2 separate regions of the Mus musculus genome follow, and region 1 is linked to region 2. A link is a loop called in an ENCODE intact Hi-C map of the cell type or tissue named here. Cell type or tissue: heart. All regions are shown on one strand. Links, peaks and the distances in the headings refer to the core of each region. The heading gives the core; the rest is flanking DNA.

Region 1 (2,929 bases), core at 184-2,683, 150 kb after region 2:
TCTTTCTTTGGCTATGAATCGTTCCATCTGTATGTTTTAAGTTGGAGTGAATTTTTGTGATTGAAGGGATCTAACAGTATGTGTGGGATTAAAGATCATCTGTGGTATGAAATTAGGTAGATTATTCATTCCAGTGCTGGTGTGGGCTGCTTCCCTGTCAGTTACTGGTCAGGGAGACGTGGAGCACAGGCAATAGTGTCCCCAACCAGTACAGGCTATTTCCGAGATGTTGACGTCTCTTGATGAAGATGCCTCACACTCTAGTTGTAGGCCACAGAGAAATGGAGCTGGAGCTTGCCTGGGAGCTTCATTATGCTTGATGGTGGCATATAGCCCCTCCCCCCCCATTCTGTAATATTCCATTTTGATGTTCTTCCTTTTTCCACATATAAGAGAAAACATATCACACTTGTCTTCCAATATGACTTATCTTTTAGCATGATGAGCTCTATTTCCATCTATTTTCTTAAAAAAAAAAAAAAAGGACTTTATCATCACTTGAAAGTTAACTTGTAATCCCAGTACTTGGGAGGCAGAGGCAGGCATATTTCTGAGTTCCAGGCCAGCCTGGTCTACAGAGTAAGTTCCAGGACAGCCAGGAGTACACAGAGAAATCCTATCTCTAAAAAAAAAACCAAAATAAATAAATAAATAAGAAAGAAAGAAAGAAAGAAAGTTAACTTGGTGAGATGGTAGGTAATTAATTGGCTGGATTATCTCTTTCTATAGTTTATGGATACAGTGTATTACATAAAACACACAATTATTATTTGCCAGAAATTATAAGAAATACATTTAAAAGATGAGTTTTTGTCATTTTATTTTCTGCTTTATTGATTTACAGTCATCTTTATGATTGATTTTATTTTTTTGTGGTCCCATAAATAATGGGAGATTTTTTAAACAACAAAACAAAACTCACTTGAAAGTGACTATTTTTGTCTTATATCAATTAAATAGTTGAAATTTTGGTGGCAGCTACTCAGAAACCTTAGAAGGCCACAATTAAATAGGTGAACTATTCATGTATACTTTATTATGTTGCTATGTATTATAAAATATGAAATAATTTAAATATAGTATTAAATAATAATTAAAATATTAAACTAGAAAATAATATTAAATAGAAAATTTAAGATTTAGAATTTAAAATTAGATTTAGATTTAGAATTTAAGAAAAGTTAAGGTTAGGATATTCTTTATGCATATGTTATGAAATATGCAGTGAATAAATTAATGGAGAAACTATGAGTAAAAAAGAGAGCATTAAAAAATGAGTAGGCATACTATTCATGTGCATTGATAGCAAGGTTCCTAAGTTTGTGGTTAACTGTGCTGTCTGGTATTACCACATAGTTTGTAGGAGGTTCTTATCTATATTTTCAGCGCTGCCAAAACCCTAGTTGACCTGATCACTTTTAGAAGTAGGCTTGTTTCATGCATCTTTGAATAAGGGGGGTGGGGGGGTGGGGAGGAGGGCGGAAATCAGCGGAACACTTCTGCCCCCTACTGGTATGCAACAGGATCATTAGAGAAATGACCTTAAAAAGGTGGTGATACAGTTTATCCCAGTTAGCTTTAGTTGACAACCTGAGGCTGCCTAGAGTAATCCTAGAAGATAATCTCAATTGAGAAATGGACTAGATGAGATTGGCCTGTGTGCATTGCTCTGGAAGATTGCCTTGATGGTTAACTGATGAAGGAGAGCCCTGCACACTGAGGACCCATCTTTAAGCAGGTAATCCTGGGCTTTATAAGAAAGCTAGGTAATTGGGCTAAAGAGATGCCTGGGGTTTAGTTCCCAACATCCACATTAGCCTTATAATAACCCTATAGGTCGAACAACAATATGAACTAACCAGTACCCCAGAGCTCCTGTCTCTAGCTGCATATGTAGCAGAAGATGGCCTATTTGGCCATCATTGGAAAGAGAGTCCCCTCGGTCTTGAAAACTTTATATGCCCCAGTACAGGGGAAAGCCAGGGCCAAGAAGTGAGAGTGGGTGGGTAGGGGAGCAGGGTCGGGGGAGGGTATAGGGAACTTTCAGGATAGCACTTGAAATGTAAATGAAGAAAATATCTAATAAAAAATTGAAAAACAAAACAAAATAGAAGCTCATAATAACCTTTAACTCCTGGTTCAGGGGAACCTGATGCCTCTTACCTCCATGCAACATATAGTCACATACAGACACACTTTACAAAAACAAAAATTAATATCTTAATTAATTGTTAATTAACTAAATAATAAGAAGCTAAAATAATAAAAAAATGTTACTCAAAAGTCAAAAGAGATTTCTATGTCATCTTTTTGCATCTTTGGACCCTTCTAATCCTGAATAATTCTGTCATGTAACCTAGGGAACAGAAGGAAAGACAAAGAGACTTAAGATTTGAAGGAACATGTGATTTTAAAAAAAGGAACTCATTATAGTGGCTTCAAAAACTCATTCAGCACTTCCTCCCTAAATGGTATTTAGAACCTGTTACAGTAGATCCCTCCAGGGAACAGGATACGATTGTGCTAGTACAAATCTCTGACATGCAAAAAAAAAAAAAAAAAAAAAAAAACTGGAATATGTATCAATTTTACTGTCTGGAAATGCTAACCAGAAGAAATGTTTCTCAGACTGTGGAGGAGGAGGAGGAAAGTTCTCAAGAGAGGAGCCAGTACTGGACATTTCTTCTATGATACAACTCAATGCTCTTGGGCTAAACGTCTAGGGCCCAAGAGATGTCTAAAACGAGGTATAAATAAATGATCCAGATTTGTTGTTTAGGCTCATAGAATCTCCTTGCTTTTACTCTTTCTCCTGTTAAATGTCTTCAGATTTTAAACAGAAACAAGTAAGTGCAAAGTTATGTTCAAAGGAAGCTTGAAGCAGATGACAGAAGAAACTTAAGTCATGTTTTCTGCAGTTCTGACCCAT
Region 2 (2,929 bases), core at 135-2,634:
AGGCCAACCAGCCTTTGAAGATTGTCCTACCTCTATGCCTACAGGAATAATTAGGCCAAGAGGAGAGGGTCTCAGGGGTATTGTGTAGGGTTCAAAGTATGAGAAAACAAGAACAAGATGTGTGTGTGTGTGTGTGTGCTTTTACAAGCACATGCAAGTGTGTAAGTTTATGTAAACATAAGTTAAAATGTGTATTCATGAGCACAAATGCTCTGTATACATAACAGTAATATTTATGTAAAATTTTAGTTGGAAGTTTACATAAATTTATGATCATGTACACCACATTTTATCACATATTTAAATGTATCAATTGAATATGTTCATGATTTTATATATGCATGCGTGCACTATATTTCTTTACATGTGCATATATCTATATAATTCAAAATATTTAAGAACACATAGTATGAATAATAATATTTAAATGTTAACATTTATAGATTTTGCTAAATATTCTAATGTTTATCCCTGTTTTAATTTTTTTTAATAAAAATCTTAAATTCACTAGACAGAGTACCTGTGGGCACAAACATGTTACCTTTTGCCAAACCAGCTAAGTATGATTTATAAAGCTATTTGGACTTGTAGCTTACATGCAGACCTAAGCTCTTTTACCTAGGGCCTAGGTAAAAGAACTTAAGGACATGCCAAGGGCACACAAGAACCTACAGGCTTGACATATTTAATGATTCATGCTCTCCATTGCTTTACTCTTGGTTTCAAATTTTTCTTTGCTATTCCTCTTGTTGTCCACACTTCCAAGGGTATGGAATCCTTGTTAGGAACTATATCATCAAGCTTTCTTCTGGGTTGGTCACACCAACTGCAACCTACTCAAAACACTGATAAATATTAAAATGGTTTTAAAAATCTCTGAGAGGTTAATGACTCCATAAAATTGAGATAACACAGTACTTATAGTTTTGAAGGACAGAATTACTGTGGAGTCTTAGACACTCAATTGCATAATCTCTCAAATAACAGGCAGTTCTGGGCCATTAACAAGTAGGTAGTAGATTAAAAAAATATGAACACATCAGGAGAACAGATAATTGACTAGATAAATAAACAGCTGCTCTTTTTGATTCACATCTGGATTATAAATTAAAGAGATAAGACGAACCCAAGAGTTTAGGTCTAATTTAGGTAATAGGCAAATGTACAGAATGGGCAGAAAAAAAAAAAACCAACAAAACAAATGAGAGACACCGGTGAGCAAAATCTGAAGCAGGAAGAAGTAGGAAAAGGGACTCATTCGTAAACTATAATATTTGAAGGTTGACTGAATGCTGAAACCACCCAGACTCAGCTGTCATTTCTCCCACAATAGAAAGACAAATGCGATGAGAGGAGACTAAGTAATTCACCATGGGTGGACAGGGAAGGGCCAAGATTTATTCTTTGAAGACTGTTGTCACAGATGTGACCAGGAGAGGGCAGCAGAGGGTTGCCTGTTGGAGCTGACTTGCCAGATGTTTACAGCTACAGTAAAAGTTGGAGGACAATCAAGATAGATCCTTTTTGTGAGCACATCATAGCATCAGTAATAGTGTCAGGCCTTGGGGCTTCCCCTTGAGCTGGATCTCAATTTGGGCCTGTTGCTGGACCTCCTTTTCCTCAGGCTCTTCTCCATTTTGTCCCTGTAGTTCTTTCAGACAGGAACATATCTGGGTCAAAGTTTTTGACTGTGGTATGGCAACCCCATCCCTCCACTTGATGCCCTGTCTTTCTGCTGCTCTATCTTGACTATCCTCCAAAAGACCCAACAAGCAGCTTAAAGAGTCAGATGCAGATATTCACACCCAACCAATGGACAGAAGCTGCTGACCCCTGTGGTTGAATTAAGGAAAAGCTGGAAGAAACTGGAGGAGGGTGACCCTGTAGGAGGACTAGCAGTCTCAAATAACCTGGACCTCAGAGACCTCTCAGACACTGAGCTACCAACCAGGCAACAGACACCAGCTGATATGAGGCCCCTAACACATATACAGCAGAGGACTACAGGGTCTGGACTCAGTCAGAGAAGATGCATCTAACCCTCAAGAGACTGGAGGTCCCAGGTTTGGGGAGGTTTGGTGGGGTAGGTGTTGGGGATGTCCTCATGAAGACAGGGGTGGGCAGAAGAGGTATGGGAACAGTCACAGGGTGCACAGGGAGGAGGATGAAGTCTGGACTGTAAAAAAAGGATTAAAAAATCTGAGAAAAATTCTAATGTAATAACTGAATATAAAAAAAGTTGGAGACTAGTGGCTGGCTTGTTTGCTGGTCCTCTGAGTTATGGTGTTAGCTTCTGAGGTGAGGGAACAGTGTGTTCTACATTTACTTTATATATATATATATATATATATATATATATATATATATATATATATATATATATATATATATATGTCATGGGACACAGATGACATGAGTATCAGATCTTTACTTAAAACAAAAAGCTTGACCCAGAATGTCTAACATGACGACTGGTTTAAAACAATATTTCATACAGGTAATCTATATTGAGCCTTTGTCTGACATTGTTTGTCTTTTGTCTGTTCCTCTTTGTGCTTTCCCCACTACCTGAACCTTGAATGAAAAAAGTGCAGACTGTCTCATTTGCCAAAATACAGGAAACTGAGATGCTATAAATAAAGTCTACCAAGAAAAAGTTGGGCCAAAATCATTTATTATGATTTTAATAAATATAAAGTTAGCAAGTAAAGTCAGCTTTTACCTCACTGTGACATTTAACTCTTTCAAATGCAAAATCCAGACACCTGCTTTCATATCTGCTACATTACCTTATTTAATTGTAATGGATTTTTTTTATTGTTTTACTCACTCACTTTACATTCCACTTACTGTTCCCCTCCCACTCACTCCTCCCTCAATTCTTCCTTCCATCCCTCTCCCCTTCTTCTCTAAGGAGGTGGAGACCCCC

Evidence for each region. Hi-C counts contacts between places; a loop is a spot of excess contacts. Peaks named below come from ENCODE experiments on the same cell type or tissue, not always from the same donor. Only the 100,000 strongest peaks of a DNase experiment are listed, where the experiment ranks them.
Region 1: it touches region 2 in a loop (9-fold over the local background); 7 of 42 quality-filtered maps call a loop at or near these places.

What each region holds. Positions count from the first base shown.
Region 1 is chr7:103,791,678-103,794,606 of GRCm38, reverse strand. Olfr67 (olfactory receptor 67) reads left to right here and starts at 2,777. Exons shown (of 2, transcript NM_013619.3): 1 at 2,777-2,846. RefSeq lists a silencer at 704-1,630. In heart, for the core only: a CTCF peak has its summit at 1,532 (motif pointing left); no DNase peak of the experiment used is centred there.
Region 2 is chr7:103,941,455-103,944,383 of GRCm38, reverse strand. No RefSeq gene overlaps it. Among named protein-coding and RNA genes, the nearest start is that of Olfr633, 3.6 kb to the left of the region's middle. In heart, for the core only: a CTCF peak has its summit at 1,445 (motif pointing right); no DNase peak of the experiment used is centred there.